Regions from separate parts of the Homo sapiens genome. Here region 2 is linked to region 1. A link is an interaction called in ENCODE POLR2A ChIA-PET data of the cell type or tissue named here. Cell type or tissue: A673. All regions are shown on one strand. Links, peaks and the distances in the headings refer to the core of each region. The heading gives the core; the rest is flanking DNA.

Region 1 (10,073 bases), core at 1,131-9,130:
AACAAGTAACCAGGGATCAGCACATCTCTTCTTAAAGGAAGGGATAATAAATATTTTTTAGACTTTGAAGGTCATATGGTCTCTGTTGCAATTACTCAACTCTGCCATCAGAGTGAAAAACAGTCTTGAACGATGTGGAAATGAATGGAAGTGTTTTAATAAAACTTCATTTCTGCAACAGGCTTTGTGCCAAATCGGCCCCTTGAGCTTCAGTTTGCTGACCCCTGGGGGAAAAAGAAAAAAAGCATACATAATATCATTTCATCGAGTGATGAATGCTGTGAGGAACATCAGGTGGGGTGGGGGTAGGTAGGACTGATGTGTCAGTGCAGAATTAGATAGGCTGATGGGATAACATGTGAGCTGAGTCCTCAGTGAAGAGACAAGGCAGTCATGCAGAGTGAGTGGGGGTAAGTGGAGGGTGAGGAAACACTGCAGGTGATAGAAACACAAGTGCAAAGGCCCTGAGATAGGATCAAGCTGCATGGCTGCTGTGCTCTGGGCACAGGGAGGCCGATGTGGTTATGGGGTGGGGATTGGAGGAGACAGAGGCAGGAGGCAGGTCCCAAAGTGCTTTATCAGCCTCAAAAGGATCTGGTAGGTGGGGCGCAGTGGCTCACGCCTGTAATCCCAGCACTCTGGGAGGCCGAGGCTGCTGGATCACCTGAGGTCAAGAGTTCGAGACCAGCCTGACCAACATGGCAAAACACCATCTCTACTAAAAAGGCTGAGGCAGGAGAATTGCTTGAACCCGGGAGGCAGAGGTTGCACTGAGCCGAGATCATGCCACTGTACTCCAGCCTGGGCGACAGAATGAGAATCCATCTCAAAAAAAACCCAAAACAAAACAAAAACCAACCTAGGCTACATGGTGAAACCCCCACAGCTACAAAAAAAAGAAAAAAAAATTAGCCAGGTATGGTGGTGCAAACCTGTAGTCCCAGCTACTCAGGAGTCCAAGACAGGAGGATTGCTTGAGCCAGGGGGTGGAAGTTGCAGTGAACCAAGACTATGCCGCTGCACTAGAGCCTGGGCAACAGAGCCAGATCCTGTCTCAAAAATAAAATTAAAAAAAGAAACAGAAAACTCCCTCATTCAAACCCCTCTCCATCTCACAGTCTTCTCTCTCCCTACCTCTCTGGAGCTCTACACCTTTTTATCTTCTTCTGAATGCCCAAAATTACCCTTCCTTTTCTTCCTGAAGGCTCAGGTTCATCTCTCCCGCCCTGTGATGGTTGAAACTACCACTGCCACCATGGAGATGCCTTCTCCTCTGAGGCCCAAAATCTCTTATCTTCTTCAGCAATCACCTCAAGCTCCTTTTGTCTGTGCATGCATTTGTGTGATCTCTTCGGCTAGATGAAAAATTGGTTATGCATTACTTCATTTGTTGAGTCTAAACCTGCCAAGGGCAAGTACAGTAACCTACGAAATAGCAGATGTAGGCCAGGCGCGGTGGCTCATGCCTATAATCCCAGCGCTTTGGGAGGCCGAGGTGGGTGGATCATGAGGTCAGGAGATCGAGACCATCCTGGCTAACACGGCGAAACCCTGTCTCTACTAAAAATACAAAAAAAAAAATTAGCCGGGTGTGGTGGCGGGCGCCTGTAGTCCCAGCTACTCGGGAGGCTGAGGCAGGAGAATTGCTTGAACCTGGGAGGCAGAGGTTGCAGTGAGCTGAGATTGCACCATGGCACTCCAGCCTGGATGACAGAGAGAGACTCTGTCTCAAAAAAAATAATAAAAATAAAAAAACAAACAAAAATCAGCCATGGTGAGAGTATTTACACCAGAGAAACTGGTAAGTGTTGCAGATCACAGCTAACCTCTCCAAAGAGTCAATTCTCCAATGTTAACCAGCATACTACTAATTTTAAACCAGTTGAATGGGAGTTTAAAGCAAACTTTCCAGTTTGTCTTTTATGACTCCACCCACACACTCTCTGCCCTAAGCGCTCTGAACTTGGTACCCTTTGCTAAAAATGCTTCTCATACCTCTGGGTCCTTCCATATGCCATGTGCCTAGAATGTGCTTTCCTGTCTTCGCCATTTGGTGGACTCTGACTCGTCCATGGAGCCCTGGTTCAAGTACAGCTTTCTTTGGGAATTTTCTTCTGACTCCCTGTATGAGTTTGCTAGGGATGTCATAACAAAATAACACAGACTGGGTGGGTTAAACAACAGAAATTCATTTTCTCACAATGCTGGAGGCTGGAAGTCCAAGATCAAGGTCTCAGCAGGGTTGATTTCTCCTGCAGCCTCTCTCCTTAGCTTGCAGACAGCTGCCTTCTCACTGCATCCTCATGTGGTCTTTCCTCTGTGAGTGAGCATCCCTGGTGTTTCTCTGTATGTCCAAGTCTCCTCTTCTAAGGATAGCAGTCAGAATGGATTAGGGCCCTATATTAGTCCATTTTCACACTGTTGATGAAGACATATTGAGACTGGGCAATTTACAAAAGAAAGAGGTTTTGAAATTGTCCCTAAAAGAGCAGGCAGGTTCATTTTTCCTCCTTCCTTATTCCTGCCATGCCCTGCTGCCGAGGAAGCAAGGTTGCCTTCCTGATGGGTGAGGCTGAGGGCCACACCAGAATACTGGTGAGAGAACTGCAAGGAGCTGGTGTCCTGAGTACCTTAAGGAACATCCCTGTCCTCCAGCCTTTTAAAAAAATTATTGTATTAGTCCATTCTCATACTGTTATAAAGAGCTACCTGCAACTGGGTAATTTATGAAAAAAAGAGGTTTATTTGACTCACAGTTCCACAGGTTGTACAGGAGGCATGGCTGGGGAGGCCTCAGGAAACTTACAATCATGGTGAAAGGTGAAGGGGAAGCAACTACATCTTCACATGACCAGCAGGAGAGAGAGAGTGAAGACAGAAGTCCTCCACACTTTTAAACAACCAGATCTTATGAGAAGTCACTCCCCATCACAAGAACAGCAAAGGGGGAAGTCCACCCCCATCATCTAATCACCTCCCACCAGGCCCCTCCTCCAGCACTAGAGGTCACAATTCAACACGAGATTTGGGTGGGGACACAGAGCCAAACCATATCCATTATTAATTTTTAATTTATATAAATAGAGACGAGGTCTCACTGTGTTGCCCAGGCTGGTCTTGAACTCCTGGGCTCAGGTGATCTGCCTACCTTGGCCTCCCAAAGTACTGGGATTTACAGGTATGAGCCACCATGCCCAGCACTCCACCCTTCATGAGAGAAAAATAAGCATATTTGCTTTAAGTCACTGTTTTTGTTTTGTTTTGTGTTGTTTTTTTTTTTAAGACAGAGTCTTGCTCTGTTGCCCAGGCTGGAGTGCAGTGGCTCACTACAACCTCCACCTCCCAGGTTCAAGCGATTCTCCTGCCTCAGCCTCCCGAGAAGCTGGGATTACAGGCATGCACCACCACACCTGGATAATTTTTGTATTTTTATTTTTATTTTGAGACAGAGTCTCACTCTGTTGCCCAGGCTGGAGGGCAGTGGTGCGATCTCAGCTCACTGCAACCTCCACCTCCCAGGTTCAAGTGATTCTCCCGCCTCAGCCTCCCGAGTAGCTGGGATTACAGGCACCCGCCACCACGCCCAGCTAATTTTTGTTATTTTTAGTAGAGATGGGGTTTTGCCATGTTGACCAGGGTGGTTTTGACCTCTGACCTCAGGTTATTCACCCACCTTGGCCTCCCAGAGTGCTGGGATTACAGGTGTGAGCCAGTGTGACTGGCCTAATTTTTGTATTTTTACAAATACAAAAAAAAAAAGTAGAGACGGGGTTTCACCATGTTGGCCAGGCTGGTTGAAGTCACTGTTTTTTAAACATTTCTATAAGGTACCAATGAAACATGTCATTCTGTAACTTTTCTTTTACATATTCATACCTCCACATTAATACCGATATATTAATCATTTTTGCTGTTTGATAGTATATTGAATTAAAAATGGCCACAATGGAAAACAGTCTGGCAGTTCTTCAAAAAGTTAAACATAGAATTACCATGTGATTCAGCAATTCCACTCCTAGGTATATTCCCCACATAACTGAAAACAGGTACATGAATGTTCGTAGTAGCACTATTCACAGTAGCCCCAATGTGAAAACAACCCAAATGTCCATCAACGGATGAATGGATTGTAAAAATGAGGTATATTCATATAATGCAAGGGTGTCCAATCTTTTGGCTTCCCTGGGCTGCAATGGAAGAAAAATTGTCTTGGGCCATACATAAAACACACTAATGATATAGCTAATGAGTTTTTTAAAATTGCAAAAAAGAAATCATAATGTTTTAGGAAAGTTTACAAATTTTTGTTGGGTGGCATTCAAAGTCATAGGTTGGACAAGCTTGATATAATGGAATATTACTCAGGTGATAAAAAGGAATGAATTCACAACATGGATGAACCTTGCAAACACTATGCTGAATGAAAGAAGCCAGTCTAAAAGGTCACCTATTGCATGATTCCATTCACATGAAATATCCAGAATAGGCAAATCCACAAAGACAGAAAACAAATGAGTGGTTAATGGAGGCTAGGGGTTGACAGGAATCAGAGAAGTAATGAGTATTGGTTTAGTTTTGGAGGGATGAAAATATTCTGGAACTAGAGAGTGGTGATGCTCGTACAACACTGTGAATGTACCAAATGCCACTGAATTGTACACTTGAGAATGCTAAATTTGGAGTTATGTGAATTTTACCCTTCCCTCTCCCACCAGTGGCCACAGATTCCTTGCAATTCCTTCCATCAAGACAGTCTGGGATCTGGGCCAAGCTCCGTGGCTCACGCCTGAAATCTTAGCACTTTGGAAGGCCAAGGCAGGCAGATTGCTTGAGTCTGGAGTTCGAGACCAGCCTGGCCAACATGGTGCAACGCTGTCTTTACTAAAAATGTAAAACAAATTAGCCAGGCATGGTGGGCTAAGGCAGGAGAATCTCTTGAACTCGGAAGGAGGAGGTTGCAGTAAGCTGAGATCATGCCACTGCACTCCAGCCTGGGTGACAGGGTAAGAACCTGTCTCAAAAAACAACAACAAAAAAAGAGTCTGGGGTCTGAGGTCTGGGGTCTGGGCTGGCTTTATGTCAGGCTTCGACCAATTAAATATGGCAGAAGCAACTGCACAAGGTCTTGCAGCTTTTGCTGTCATCCTAATGCATTCCTGAGACTGTCGTAGTGTAAAGGCCACGTGGAGAGAGTGAACCAGCTATCCAAGCCATCCCCATGAGCTCCTGTCCTGTGCGGGAGGCCATCCTAGATCACAAGACACAGCTGAGCAGCTAACTGACTGCAGTCACCCGAGAGAGCCCAGATAACAGCACAGAGGTCAAGCCCCATCAAGAAATAACAAGTCATTGTCTTCAGCCACTTAGTTTTAGGTGGCTTGTTATACAAAACAGACAACTAACACAAAGAGTATGTCACTATGCACATTTACCATAGTTTGCTTAACCTATCTCCTTCTGAGAGGCTTTTAGGTTGTGTCCAGGTTTTTAACCAACTTTCTTTCTCTTTCTTTCTCTTTGTTTCTTTGTTTCTTTCTTTCTTTCTCTCCTTCCTTCCTTCCTTCCTTCCTTCCTTCCTTCCTTCCTTCCTTCCTTCCTTCCTTCCTTCCTTCCTTCCTTCCTTCCTTCCTTCCTTCCTTCCTTCCTTCCTTCCTTCCTTCCTTCCTTCCTTCCTTCCTTTCTGACGGAGTTTTCACTTGTTGCCCAAGCTAGAGTGCAACGGCACGATCTCGGCTCACTGTAACCGCGCCTCCTGGGTTCAAGCGATTCTCCTGCCTCAGCCTCCCGGGTAGCTGGGATTACAGGCGCGCCACCAGGCCCAGCAAATTTTTTTGGTATTTTTAGTAGAGACAGGGTTTTACTATGTTGGCTAGGCTGGTCTCCAACTCCTGACCCTCAGGTGATCTGCCTGTCCCGGCCTCCCAAAGTGCTGGGATTACAGGCATCAGCTACCTCTCCCAGCCAGGTTTTTAACTTTTCTAAACAATTTTGTCCGGATATTCTTATATAAACAACTCTGTGCACTTAATTGATTTTTCCTAATACTTCAGCAGCACACACTTGCATTTGATGGAAGCTCTGGAAATAAAAAATCCAAAAATATTCTCAACTCATTCCAGAAGCAAAATTAATAGTGGTGATATCAGGCAATTTTCGGTGGGGAAAACAAAGCCTCACTAATAAGAGTTTACATAAAATTGGCCCTGTGATGAACCCCATGAATCTTAGTCTCAACTTTCTTGGGCGGCCAGCCTCTTGTTGTTTTGTATTGCTCTCCATTTTATATTGTTTTGTTTTGTTTTGTATTGCTTCCCTTTGGGTGGGTGGGATCCCTGGAGATGTACATAATTTGATTTTAAAAATTATGAAAACATTACCTCTGCCATGACCTGAACCACTGAAATTGATGCTCTGAGTCTCCCTGGTCTCCTCATAGTTTGTTTCCTAGATTAAACCCACAAATGAGGGTATCGATTAATAAAACCGAAGTCACATATGTAAAGCAAGGGAGGCTTTGATGGGGATAGACCTGCATGTGTGTAAGATCATCAGAAGATTTAGGGCAGCTCTGAAAGACAGATACCCTCTCATTACAGTGACTGAATTATGACTATTACATTAATAGATATAGGGAAGTTGATAGAAGTTGATGGGAGAGTGAAGAAGGTTTTGAAGTGTGAGAAGAACCTCACTAGGAACAATTCAACGAATGGTTGGAAATGTAGTTGGGATTTCTTCTTCTTCTTCTGCTTTTTTTTTTTTTTTTTTTTTTTTTTTGAGACAGGGTCTGGCTCTGTGGCACAGGCTAGAATGCAGTGGTGCTATCTCCACTCACTGCAGTCTCCAACTCCCAGGCTCAAGTGATCCTCCCAAGTCGCTGGGACTAACAGGCATGCGCCCCCACACCTGGCTAATTTTGTTGCTGTTGTTTTTGTTGCAGTAGAGATGGCGTTTTTCTATGTTGCCCAAGCTAGTCTCAAACTACTAAGCTCAAGCAATCCACCTGCCTCAGTCTCCCAAAGTGCTAGGATTACAGGCATGAGCCACGGTACCTGGCCTGTGGCTGGGACTTCTTATAGCTTGAATTATAGATTTGGGGATCATTTATGAAGACATGGCAGGTGAAGTACAGAGAATTAATGGTGAGAACATAAGAATAGGGGGAAGAACATGTGCTCGGGATCCACCATACTTTGGAGGGAGAAGGAGAAGGGGAGCCTACAAGGGGAAGAAAGTGGTCAAAGAGATGGGAGAGCCAGACAAACAGAGGGTCACAAAAGCTAAAAATAACCAGCTTCATGATTTGTAGCACCCTATGCAAAATGAAAAGGCAGAGCCGTTTGTTCAACAATTATTAAGAATATTGGCCGGGCATAGTGGCTCATGCCGGTAATCCCAGCACTTTGGGAGGCCGAGGCAAGTGGATCACTTGAGGTCAGGAGTTCGAGACCAGCCTGGCCAACATGGTAAAACCCCATCTCTAGTAAAAATACAAAAATTAGCTGGGCGTAGTGGCCCGAGCCTGTAATCCTAGCTACTTGGGAGGCTGAGGCTCGAGAATCGCTTGAACCCAGGAGGTGGAGGTGGTTGCAGTGAGCGGAGATCATGCTGCTGCATTCCAGCCTGGGTGACAGAGTGAGACTCTGTCACAAAAAAAAAAAAAAAAAAAAAAAGAATATTAATGGCCATTGCAGTGGCTCACATCTGTAACCCCAGTGTTTTGGGAGGCCAAGGTGGGAGGATCTCTTGAGGCCAGGAGTTCAAGGCTGCAGTGAGCTATGATTGTGCCACTGTACCCTCTGTCTAAAATGAAAATTCTTTTGTGCTTACTTCGGCAGCACAAATACTAAAATTAAAGCAAGACAGAGAGAAGATTAGCATGGCCCCTGTTCAAGGATGACATACAAATTCATGAAGCAGTTTATATTTAAAAAATATATATGTTGAAAACTTTTCAGGCCAGTCACGGTGGCTCACGCCTGTAATCCCAGCACTCTGGGAGGTCGAGGCGGGTGGATTACCTGAGGTCAGGAGCTTGAGACCAGCCTGGCTAACATGGTGAAACCCTGTCTCTACTAAAAATTCAAAAAATTAGCTGGGCATGGTGGCGGGCACCTGTAGTCCCAGCTGCTCAGCAGTCTGAGGCAGGAGAATCACTTGAACCTAGGAAGCCGAGGTTGCAGTGAGCGGAGATCACGCCATTGCACTCCAGCTTGGGCGACAAGAGTGAAACTCGGTCTCAAGAAAATAAAATAAAATAAATTATTTTTGGCTGGGCGCGGTGGCTTACGCCTGTAATCCCAGCACTTTGGGAGGCGGAGGCGGGCAGATCACCAGGTCAGAAGATGGAGACCATCGTGGCTAACATGGTGAAATCCCGTCTCTACTAAAAAAATACAAAAAAATTAGCTGGGTGTGGTGGCAGGGGCCTGTAGTCCCAGCTACTCCAGAGGCTGAGGCAGGAGAATGGCGTGAACCCGGGAGGCGGAGCTTGCAGTGAGCTGAGATCGCGCCACTGCACTCCAGCCTGGGCAACAGAGCGAGACTCTGTCTCAAGACTCCCAGCCTCCTCAGTAGCTGGGACAACAGGCGCCTGGCTAATTTTTTGTATTTTTAGTAGAGATGGGGTTTCACTGGGTTAGCCAGGATGGTCTCGATCTCCTGACCTCGTGATCCGCCCGACTCGGCCTCCCAAAGTGCTGGGATTACAGGTGTGAGCCACCACGCCCGGCAATTATTTTCATTTTTAATTATTATCAATACATAGTGTATATATTTATGGGGTACATGTAATGTGTGGATACAGGCATACAATGTGTAATAATTGCATTATTTGTAATTGTGATTAGGGTATTCATCGCCTCAAGAATTTATCATTTCTTTGTGTTATGAACATTACAATTCCACCCTTTTAATTAATTAAAAATATGCAATAAATTATTGTTGCTGTAGTCACCCTGTTGTGCTATCAAATACTAGTTCTTCATTCATCCTATTAAGAAAAAGTTGTATTTGCTGTTATCTGATGCCTAACAAAAAAAATAAGTACATAAATACGTAAAATAATTTTAAGATAGGAACAACAGAATATTAAACCAAGCGTGAGGAGCTTAGGGCTCTATACAATTAACTATATGGGTTGCACACCTATGAAGCTTGCCCTGAAGCTAAGAAGTTAAAGAATTTTTAAAGAGGGGAATGTCAAGGAGAGTGAAATTGGAAAACAGGCTGTTGAATTTGATGATTTGAGGTTACAGAGACTTTCAAGAGAGTGGGGTGGGGGACAAAAATCAGATCATGAGGGGTTTAAGGGTTGATTGCTTGGAGGATGAAGTACAGCAGTGAGAAGTTGGGCATTTGAAGAGAGATGGTCCAGTAGTTCAGAGAGCAATTGGGTTAACGAGCAGCTGTTTTCAAATAGAGCCGACACGATCTTGTTTATTGGCTTGGATACTGAGTGGGAAAGGCTGAAGATGCAAGCAAGAGGAATAAGTGAGGACACAAGGTTTGGAAGTGGCAAACATGTTGTGATTAACAATAATGGTAGAGAGATGATAAACTTTGCAGTCAGTCTCTGAGCCACCCTGGAGTAATGGAAGAGAGAGGGTCATAAAGACACAAAAACATCAAGAGAGAAAGCGAGATGTCAAACATAGCTCCGAGCGGGCTTAATCATTAGGCAGCTTTTCAGGGTTTCAGGGATTTTTGTACTTTTTCTTTATTATACGCAACAGGACCAGCCCCAAACATGAAAACTGATTAATTTGTGAAACTAACACTCCATGATTTTTGTAGGCTATCAGCTGTAGGAGGCATTCTTGCTGTAGTTTGAAGTGATGGGGATTTAGTTAGAATTAACTGTCCATCACATGCTCTCTAATGAGGTGAATGACATCCTTGCCCTAGCTCATCTTGTAGAGAAATACAACCGCTGGCAGAAATGAGTTCTTCCAGTGTCTTCTCCCCATTTTAGTTCTATGTTTATTCTTCTGTACTTACTTCTATTACAATGTGAAACATTTCAGGTATTTTCTCCCAAATTTATTCTATTGAAACCACCTACAATTGTTTTC
Region 2 (10,073 bases), core at 591-8,590, 150 kb before region 1:
GGGCAATAGAGCAAAACTCTGTCTCAAAAAAAAAAAAAAAAAAAAGAAAGAAAGAAAATGAGAACAAGTCTTTCCAGAGCAGCAGTCTAGGCTGCCTCCTATACAGATGCCTGTAAACCATGCCACCTAATGTGGCAGCCACTAGCCATGTGCAACTCTGCACATTTTAATTTAAATTCAAAAATACATACATAAATGTAAATTCATTAAAAGTCAATGAAACAAGCCAATTCCTCAGTGGCACTAGCCACATTTCAAGTGCTCAGTAGTAACCTGTGGCTAGTGGCGGCCATCCGGGTCAGTGCAGATATTAAACACGCCCATCATTGCAGAAAATTGCACTGCTACTTAGATACTTTCTAGTATCTAAGATCTGGATCTGCTTCCAGACCATCTGAGTGGGTTTCAGTCAAGTGCCATGACTTTTTCAGAAAAGAGGCATGGTTAGATGATGCTCGCACTATTTACACAGCATTCTCACAGCGGGGTTTCCCCCTCACTGTCTTCTTTGTCCTCTGGGTTATAACAGTCTCTCTCCCAGCAGCAGCAGCGCATGGCAGGCACCTCCTGGCTTAGGTTTCAGATGCAGTTTCCTCCTGAAAGAAGAGTACAGGCACGTCCCTGACGCGCGCCCCACTCTTCCTGCCTATTTATCCACCTTGAGGCACTGAGCCAAAGGAATTTCCCTGGGAAGGGAGTTAAGGGAGGAGCTGGAGTCTGACGAGGGGTGGAAAGATCCATCGGAGATTTATTGTGGCGCTTAGATGAGCCATCGATCATGCATGAGTGCCCTCTTTCATGACCAAAGAAGCAGACTTCACGGGGAGGGGCAGATGCTCAGATATCACTTGCTGCCCCCATCTTCTGTGCACTGTACACATTGACATACAAAACCCATTGTAAGTCCAGAAAGAGAGAGACAGAGACAGAGACAGAGAGACCTTCTGATTCTCCACAAACATCATTCCCTACAGTCATGAAGGTTGCACAAAGCATCGTCCTCCAGAACGCAACTAATTTCAGAGTGGAGTTTATAGAGATATGTGAAATCTTTCAGGAGCTTGCTCTCCTCTCCTGCTTAAGAAATCCCCCAGCAGAATCCTTTGTTTGGGTTAAATCACCAAGCAGGTGCACGGTTTCCAGAAGGGTAAGAATATTCCACTGGAGAAAGCAGGAAAGCCTTAGATTTCACTTCATCGGTTTTCACGTTAGCTCAGATTCATTAATCACATTTACTTAGAATCTCACTGTGAACCAGGGACACACATGGAATGTCAGCCATGTACTTCTTGCATATAAAATGCAGGTCTGTGGAGGCCTGGGGCATGCAATTCACAAAATCTCAAGGTAAATAGTGTTACTGAGTCCAAATTCCCATCAGATATAAGAACCCCTGTGGGCGGCAAACCACCCAGGCGCCGAGGCAAGAGACCGAGGACACGAGCTGTTCCAGTATAATAAAATATAAAACAAGAATAGTTATACCAGATATAGATCTTAGATATGATTATATATGAATATCATTAATCATTAGTTTGTAGCAATTGCTCTTTATTCCAATATTAAAATAATCTTCGCTCTATAACCATAACCTAGGAAAAACCAGGCCATACAGAGATAGGAGCTGAGGGGACATAGTGAGGTGTGAACAGAAGACAAGAATGCGAGCCTTCTGTTATGCCCAGACAGGGCCACCAGAAGGGCTCCTTGGTCTAGCAGTGACGACAGCGTCTGGGAAGATGCCCGTTGCCAGGCGGACCATGGTCTAGCAGTAGCGAAAAGTGTCAAGGAACAACACCCACTACTTAGCAGACCGGGAAAGGGAGTCTCCTTTTCCCCGCGGGAGTTTAGAGAAGACTCTGCTCCTCCACCTTTTGTGGAGGGCCTGACATCAGTCAGGCTCACCAGCAGTTATCCAGAGGCCTAACCGTCTCCCTGTGATGCTGTGCTTCAGTGGTCACGCTCCTAGTCCGCGTTCATGTTCCATCCTATACACCTGGCTCTGCCTTCTAGATAGCAGTAGTAAATTAGTGAAAGTACTAAAAGTCTCTGATATGCAGAAATAATGGCGTAAGCTGTCTTTCTCTTTGTCTCCTCTCTCTCTCTGCCTCAGCTGCCAGGCAGGGAAGGGCCCCCTGTCCAGTGGACACGAGACCCATGTGACCTTACCTATCATTGGAGATGACTCACACTCTTTACCCTGCCCCTTTTGCTTTGTATCCAATAAATAACAGCGCAGCCAGACATTCGGGGCCACTACCGGTCTCCGCGCATTGGTGGTAGTGGTCCCCCGGGCCCAGCTGTCTTTTCTTCTATCTCTTTGTCTTGTGTCTTTATTTCTACACTCTCTCGTCGCCGCACACGGGGAGAGACCCACCGACCCTGTGGGGGCTGGTCCCTACAACCCTCATGTCATTCCCAAAATCACCTTCTTCAGACTCTGCTTGAACACTGCAAAGATTAGTTCCATTTTGTAAATTCAGACCACTAGAAATCAGCACAAATCTGTTCCATCACTATTTCCACTCAAATTCATGTATGCTATGTATGTGGATGAAAACGCATGCCTCTATGTCGGCTACCTCATAATCCCTAGCAGTCAACCGGAGTGGAGTGCGGCCTCGCCCTTCTGTTGGATTTATGCAGTTTGACACTTCCTCAGCCGTTTCCTCCCACAATTACAAGGTAAACTTCTCCTCCTTCTATTGCATGATTCTAAAGAGTAGTTCAAGTTTCCCTCTGCTGCCAATTTTCAAAAGCGTGGGTGGTAGAAGTGAATATAGGCAGCATTTCAATAATAGCAATGACTGGAACTTTTATATTAAAAGCCAACTCTTGTCATTTGATACAGCCTGAAGAGCCAAAATCCTGGCAGAAGTAGAGCTGATGAAAGCAAGTCTAAGACTCTAGTTCTGCCTTATCCATGGACTAGAATAGGATGTTTTTATCTCTTACTAAGTCTGATAAACGTATGCAAGCTGGTTCAGAGTCCCATTACTACCAAGTGGATGACATGCTCATCAAATATATCCTAATGCTGAAAGCACACTTGCTTTTCTTGGTAAAATAACAATGAGAAAACAAGGGATGCATATGATATACAGTACCATAAACATGCTAATTTTTAAATAAAGGAAATAATTCAGGATGTATTAAAATTGTCACTAAATCAGAATTAGAATTCATTCTAAAACTTTAGAATTTTGGAATTTATTAAACTTCTATTTTATTTTTGAGATAGCGTCTTGCTCTGTTGTCCAGGCTGGAGTGCAGTGGCACGATCTCGGCTCACTGCAACCTCCGCCTCCCAGGTTCAAGAGATTCTCCTGCCTCAGCCTCCCGAGTAGCTGGGATTACAGGCGCCCGCCACCATGTCTGGCTAATTTTTGTATTTTTAGTAGAGACAGTTTTCGCCACGTTGGTCAGGCTGGTCTTGAACTGACCTCGTGAACTGCCCGCCTTGGCCTCCCAAGTAGCTGGGATTACAGGCACGTGCCACCATATCCAGCTAATTGTTTGTATTTTTAGTAGAGACGGGGTTTCACCACATTGGCCAGGCTGGTCTCAAACTCCTGACTTCAGGTGATGCACCCACCTCAGCCTCCCAAAGTGCTGGGATCACAGGCGTGAGCCACCGCACTCGGCCTAAACTTCTAAATTGAGTAACAATCTGGACTCCCTGAAAGTCAAAACGTAGCTAGACTAGGACTTAATTTTTCCTTTTTTTCTTTAAATTTTTTTTTTTTTTTTGAGACAGGATGTGGCTCTGTTGCCCAGGCTGGAGTGCAGTAGTGTGATCTCAGCTCACTGTAACCTCTACCTCCTGGGCTTAAGCCATCCTCCCACCTCAAACTCCTGTGTAGCTGGGACTACAGGAGTGTGCCACCATGCCTGGCTAATTTTTGTATTTTTTGTATAGACAGGGTCTTGCCATGTTGCCCCAGCTTGTCTCAAACTGCTGAACTCAATTGATCTGCCTACTTCAGCCTCCCAAATTGCTGGGATTAAAGGCGTGAGTCACCGCACCCAGCCAGGACTTAATTTTTTTTAATGTTTATGGGCATGATCTATTTAGTGACAGTGACTCCTAAGAGAAATAAGTAATCACTCATAAACTGCTCTATGTTCCAACAATCAATGATTATAGAGAAATTTCTGATCCTCTTCTGATTAACGTCTAGAGATTTTTCCTAAGAGGATCTGTCAGCCTTGTATTTCCATGATTTGTTGCAAGCCTATTTTCTTTTTTTTTATTTTTTTATTTTGAGACAGAGTCTCGCTCATCGCCCAGGCTGGAGTACAGTGGCACAATCTCGGCTCACTGCAAGCTCCGCCACCCGGGTTCATGCCATTCTCCTGCCTCAGCCTCCCAAGTAGCTGGGACTACAGGCACCCGCCACCATGCCCGGCTAACTTTTTGTATTTTTAGTAGAAACGGGGTTTCACCGTGTTAGCCAGGATGGTCTTGATCTCCTGACCTCGTGATCCACCCACCTCAGCCTCCCAAAATGCTGGGATTACAGGCGTGAGCCACTATGCCCAGCCTGAAAGCCTATTTTCATACCTTGAAGTTGGAAATTAAAAGAACAAGAATCTTAAGTGAAAGAACAAATATATTGTTTGTAATTCAATACTAGATTTTTTTGACTGCTTTTTGGTTTTGGGTTCTTTTCCAACCTGATGTTGAGGGCAACATATTCCTCATCCGTCTCAAATCCTAAGCTTCTTCCTTCCTTCTCTCCCTCATTCATTCATCTCTCTCTCTCTTCTATTCCTGTCTCTTCCCCCCCACCTCTGATCTTAAGCCTTTCACAATTAAGCACCCTATTACATTCCCAGGTCTATAAAAGTCATAGATGGCCCAACTCCATAAAAAATCAGAGCTATGTTCTGGGCTAGCTCATGGATTTGGGACCCCACTTTGGAAAACCACTAGTGCATGAAACATGTTGATTTAAATCCAGCCCCTGAAAGCCTGGCTGCAAGCTCTCCTAAGCTGAGTGGAGTATGAACTCTCCCTGCGATAACCCAGAAAATGCATTTGCTTCTCACCTTCCACTTTCAAACCTTAGCTCGTCCTTCATGAGGTTTCCACCCAACTGATTTAAATATAAATCTCCTAAGTTTGTTCTTACTTGAAAAGAGGACAAAAACCAGTTTCAGATCCCAGGGGCACCCTCTGCCTCCTGATTGGTTTCCATTTTTAAAATCAGCCTGAAATGCTAGACATTTGATCCAATAAATCAGGTGTTGGAAGTCAAAGGGACTGGTCTCCAGGGGTTGGTTTTCAGGCCACATATTATGCTTACCCTAGAAAATATGAGATGCTGTGCTAACGAATTCACCCTGGGAGTAGGTGTGAGGCCAGAAGACAAGCTCTCCCTTGTAAATTCAGTTGGGATTGAGTCCCCAGCTCCAGCTTCTGGGATGAACAGGACTTCTTATCCCTTAATCACACCAAGGAGAGACCCCACACGCACACACCTTGACATTTCTCCCTCCTGGACCCACCAATGTGGCTGTTTGTTATTTCCCCTGGACAATTTGGAGTTATATAAAGAGTTCACCTTTGGCCAGGCGCGGTGGCTCACGCCTCTAATCTGAGCACTTTGGGAGACTGAGGAGGGCGGATCACCTGAGGTCCAGAGTTCAAGGCCAGCCTGACCAACATGGGGAAACCCCATCTCTACTAAAAATACAAAATTAGCCAGGCATGGTGGTGGGCGCCTGTAATCCCAGCTACACGGGAGGCTGAGGCAGGAGAATCTCTTGAACCCGGGAGGCGGAGGTTGCAGTGAGTGAACATCGCGCCATTGTACTCCAGCCTGGGCAACAAGAGCGAAACTCTGTCTCAAAAAAAAAAAAAAAAAAAAAAGGAGTTCACCTTCAAACCTTACGATCTGCACAGTGTGTCGCAGTTTTCAAAGGGCTTTCACAGATGTGATCTCATTTAGCTTTTATGAGGTCCCGTGGCCTCACAGCAGCAGCAGCAGCAGAGAGAGAAAGAGACAGCTAAACACAAGGTGGTGGTGCCCTCCAAGCCAGAGCATGAGGTCCAGGGTCGGACCGACCTGAATTCAAATCCTGACCGTAAGCTGTGAAGCTTTGGGTAAATTAATATCTCTACGCCTAAGCTTCCTCGTTTTGCAGCTAGAAATAATTAATAACAGTACCTGCTTTACAGTCGGTCCAGGGTTAAGGGTCCCCTTGATCTTGAAGAAGGCACCTGAAGCACTTAACACAATACTTGGCACATGTAACTATTCAGTAAATGTCAGTTACTACTATTAATCAATATGTTTAGACCCGTAAGAGCAATCTGCAAAAGCACACCCAGATGAAAAGTTCATCATGGATATCCATTAACTGGCAGGGATGAAATCCTGAATTGACTCTGGAATCCAAAGATACAGATCTTAACACTGGAAGGTACAGTCATTTTTGAGCAACTGATGCTCTGAAACGGTCCCCAGCGGGGCCCAGCACTATAGATGGCTTTTATCATTCAGTCTAGTAATTAAAACTATGCTTATTATTTACAGATCATTATTTAGAAATAGTTTTGGTGTTGCTAATTCATTTTTAGCTATCCTTTATTCATAAAAACAGATTATTTTTACGGCAACAGTTTCGTTGAGTTCACTATTCTCTGGGTTTCCTGGAGAATCAGCTATTCTGACACTAGTTTGATATGCATACCAGTTCCTCTTTTTTTTTTTTTTTTTTTTTTTGAAACAGGGTTTTACTCTGTCACCCAGGCCAGAGTGCAGTGGTGTGTGATCTCGGTCACTGCAACCTCCACCTCCTGGGCTCAAGGGATCCTCCTGCCTTAGTCACCCCAGTAGCTGGGACTATAGGTGTCCGCCACCATGCCTGGCTAATTTTTGTATTTTTCTAGAGACACGGTCTCACTATGTTACCTAGGCTGGTCTCAAACTCCTGTCCTCAAGTAGTTCGCCCACCTCAGCCTCCCAAAGTGCTGGGATTACAGACATGAGCCACCACACCTGGCCTGTTCATTCTACTTTACTAACTTTCCTTGCTTAGAACTCTGAGCAATCTATAGCAAGCTTTACCTCTTCTTTAAAATGAAACAACTTTATAGACAAAATTAAAAATTGAGAATTATAGGCCAGGTGTGATGGCTCATTCCTATAATCTCAGCATCTTGGGAGGCTGAGGCTGGAGGATCGAGACCAGCCTGGGCCACAAAGTGAGACTCCCATCTCTTAAAAAAACATAATTTGAGAATTATATTTTTCACAGTTTATTCATAAGTTAAAATGTACTCCATGATTTTGATCTATGCCTGCTTAGCTCAGACGTATGGGACCAGAGTGAAATAGCTTCAGTGGGTATACGTGTCTTTGTGTACTAGTCAGCTTTCTTAGATTATGCAGTGGCAGCCAAAAAAAAAATATCTCACAGGCCTCTAAGAACAAAGGTTTAATTCTTATTTATTTTCCAGGTCAGCTGAGAGCTGTGACTCTGCTCTGTGTGTCTTCATTCTGGGATCAAGCTCACCTGGGCCATGTTGATCTTGGGGAAGGAGAAGGCAAATGACAAGAGCACGCAATGGCTCTTCAGTATCCGCTGGGAAGAGGCACACCACATTCCCACTGACATTTTATGGAAGCAGGCTGTGTGGCCATGCTTGAGATCAGTGTGTGGGGAAGTAAATTCACCCACAGGGTAGACAGAGCAACCCCATGGCAGGAGTGGATGTGTTCAACCCTCCACATAGGGCAGCCAATGAGAAGAAAAACACAGTCCACCACACTTCAACATGTTTGAATTTTGGTCCTTTTTCAATGACATTCCTATTTGAGATCTCTTCTGACGGCTTTAGGGCCATTCCTAAGATTCAGAGAGCAGTGTAGCGTGACTCACTGTATGCCCCTGGCAAGGACTGAGTGTGGCCCACAAAGCCTAGAATATTTATTTTCTGACTCTTTCCAAAAGAGTTTGTCAACCCCCAGAATAAAACTAAATTTGGAGGCCAGGTGTGATGGCTCAAACCTATAATCCTAGCACTTTGGGAGTCAAAGGCAAGAGGATCCCTTCAGCCCAGGGGTTCAAGACCAGCCTGGGAGAACTTGTCTCTGAAAAATAATTAATTAATTAATTAATTAATTTAAAAAAAAAAAAAACCTTAAATGTGGGATTGGTCCTGGAAGCTTGGTTTCATTGGCACTGGGAGCAATTATGTCCATCCCAGATGAAATCAGCTTCTACAAGTAACAAATCTCACCTTTAAAGCCAGCGGTTACTAATCAGTGTAGAATTACTCCTCTAGAATCTGGAGTCCAGACGCCACTCCAGTGAATCTGTGTATCCATGTTCCTGGTGTTGCACTTACCACACAGGATTATAATTACAATTTTATGTCCCACAAACAGACTATGGTAACATCCCATACTCAGCCCAGTGCTTGACAAAGGTATTTTTGTAACTGTTTTTGATTGAATTAAACTAAACTATGGGCATGCAGAGAATCTTAAGATAATCTAAGATATCATATTTGTTTCATCATGAATCTCTTACTCTTAAATAAATTCCTTGTCTGAGCTTATCTGAAAAATGGAAATTCAGGAAGGGTGCAGTGATTCACATACCTGTAATCCCAACACTTCAGGAGGTGAGGCAGGAGGATGGCTTGAGCCCAGAGTTCCAGTCCAGCCTGGGTAACATACAGAGATGTCATCTTTGCCAAAAAAAAAAAAAAATTGTAAATTAGCTGGGTATGGTGTTGCACACCTATAGTCTCAGCCTCAGGAGGCTGAGGTGGGAGGATTGCTTGAGGCTGGAAGGTTGAGGCTTCAGTGAGCTGAGATCGCACTATCGATCTCCAGCCTGGGCAACAGAGCCATCTAAGAAAAAATAGAAAAGGAAATTTTTTTTTTTTTTTTTTTGAGACGGAGTTTCTCTCTTGTCGCCCAGGCTGGAGTGCAGTGGCATGATCTCGGCTCACTGCAACCTCCGCCTCTGGGATTCAAGCAATTCTCCTGCCTCAGCCTCCCGAGTAGCTGGGATTACAGGCACCCGCCATCACACCTGGCTAATTTTTTGTATTGTTAGTAAAGACGGAGTTTCACCATGTTGAGTAGGCTGGTCTCGAACTCCTGACCTCAGGTGATCCGCCCACCTCAGCCACCCAAAGTGCTGGGATCAGCCACCACACCCAGCAAAAGGAAATTTAAATGTCACCAAAAGTCTTCTTTAAATGCCTACTTAGAGATGACAGAGGAGAGTCATGTTGACTCCACTGCATTCACCGAAGTCCACCAAAAGCAACAAAAAACAAAAAATATAAGGAAACTCCATTTCAAAAGAAAGTCTTCTGCCTCAAACCAAAAAGTAGAAGAACATCGGCCAGAAAAGATTAAATTTATCAAAATAAGAGACCAGTGAAAAGAGATGACAATTTCCAGGAGATAGGAGAATGGAAATGGTTGACTACAAAGGGACCACACAGGGACATTCGTTGGGTGATGAAATACATAGCATAGTGTATTTCATCACCCAAAGCATACACTGCTGTGTATGCTATGCTAGTGATGGATTCGTGCCACTATGCATTTATCAAAACCCATTGTACTGTACACTTTTGAAAGTGAAGTTTACTCTATGAATTTTTTTTTTAACTCAACCAAGATGATAGGGAATTGAAGGATGAATTTCGGGCTGTGACACTAAATCTAACTGCATTACAAATGTAGGACATAAGCTCAATGACGATGATGGAGAGAAAAATATCTCACCTAGGTTACTGGAAACCTGTGTTTTAACTAAAAGTCATAAGGGGCCAGACGTGGTGGCTCACGCCTGTAATCCCAGCACTTAAGGAAGCCAAGGTGGACAGATCACCTGAGGTCAGGAGTTTGAGACCAGCCTGGCCAATGTGGCGAAACCCCATCTCTACTAAAAATACAAAAAAAAAAAAAAAAATTAGCCAGGCATGGTGGCAAGTGCTTGTAATCCCAGCTAGTCGGGAGACTGAGGGAGGAGAATCACTTGACCCTGGGAGGCGGAGGTTGCAATGAGCCCAGATCGTGCCATTGCACTCCAGCCTG

The links. ChIA-PET counts read pairs that join two places held together with the same protein. Peaks named below come from ENCODE experiments on the same cell type or tissue, not always from the same donor. Only the 100,000 strongest peaks of a DNase experiment are listed, where the experiment ranks them.
Region 2: POLR2A ChIA-PET joins it to region 1 with 11 read pairs; 2 of 35 experiments call an interaction of 5 or more read pairs at or near these places.

The regions. Positions count from the first base shown.
Region 1 is chr5:16,939,701-16,949,773 of GRCh38, reverse strand. It overlaps the pseudogene RNU6-660P. Among named protein-coding and RNA genes, the nearest start is that of MYO10, 8.4 kb to the right of the region's middle. In A673, for the core only: no CTCF peak of the experiment used is centred there; DNase peaks (open chromatin) are centred at 4,763, 5,333 and 5,753; H3K4me3 peaks cover 461 bases; H3K27ac peaks cover 4,577 bases.
Region 2 is chr5:17,087,704-17,097,776 of GRCh38, reverse strand. No RefSeq gene overlaps it. Among named protein-coding and RNA genes, the nearest start is that of MIR10522, 63 kb to the left of the region's middle. In A673, for the core only: no CTCF peak of the experiment used is centred there; a DNase peak (open chromatin) is centred at 2,726; H3K27ac peaks cover 424 bases.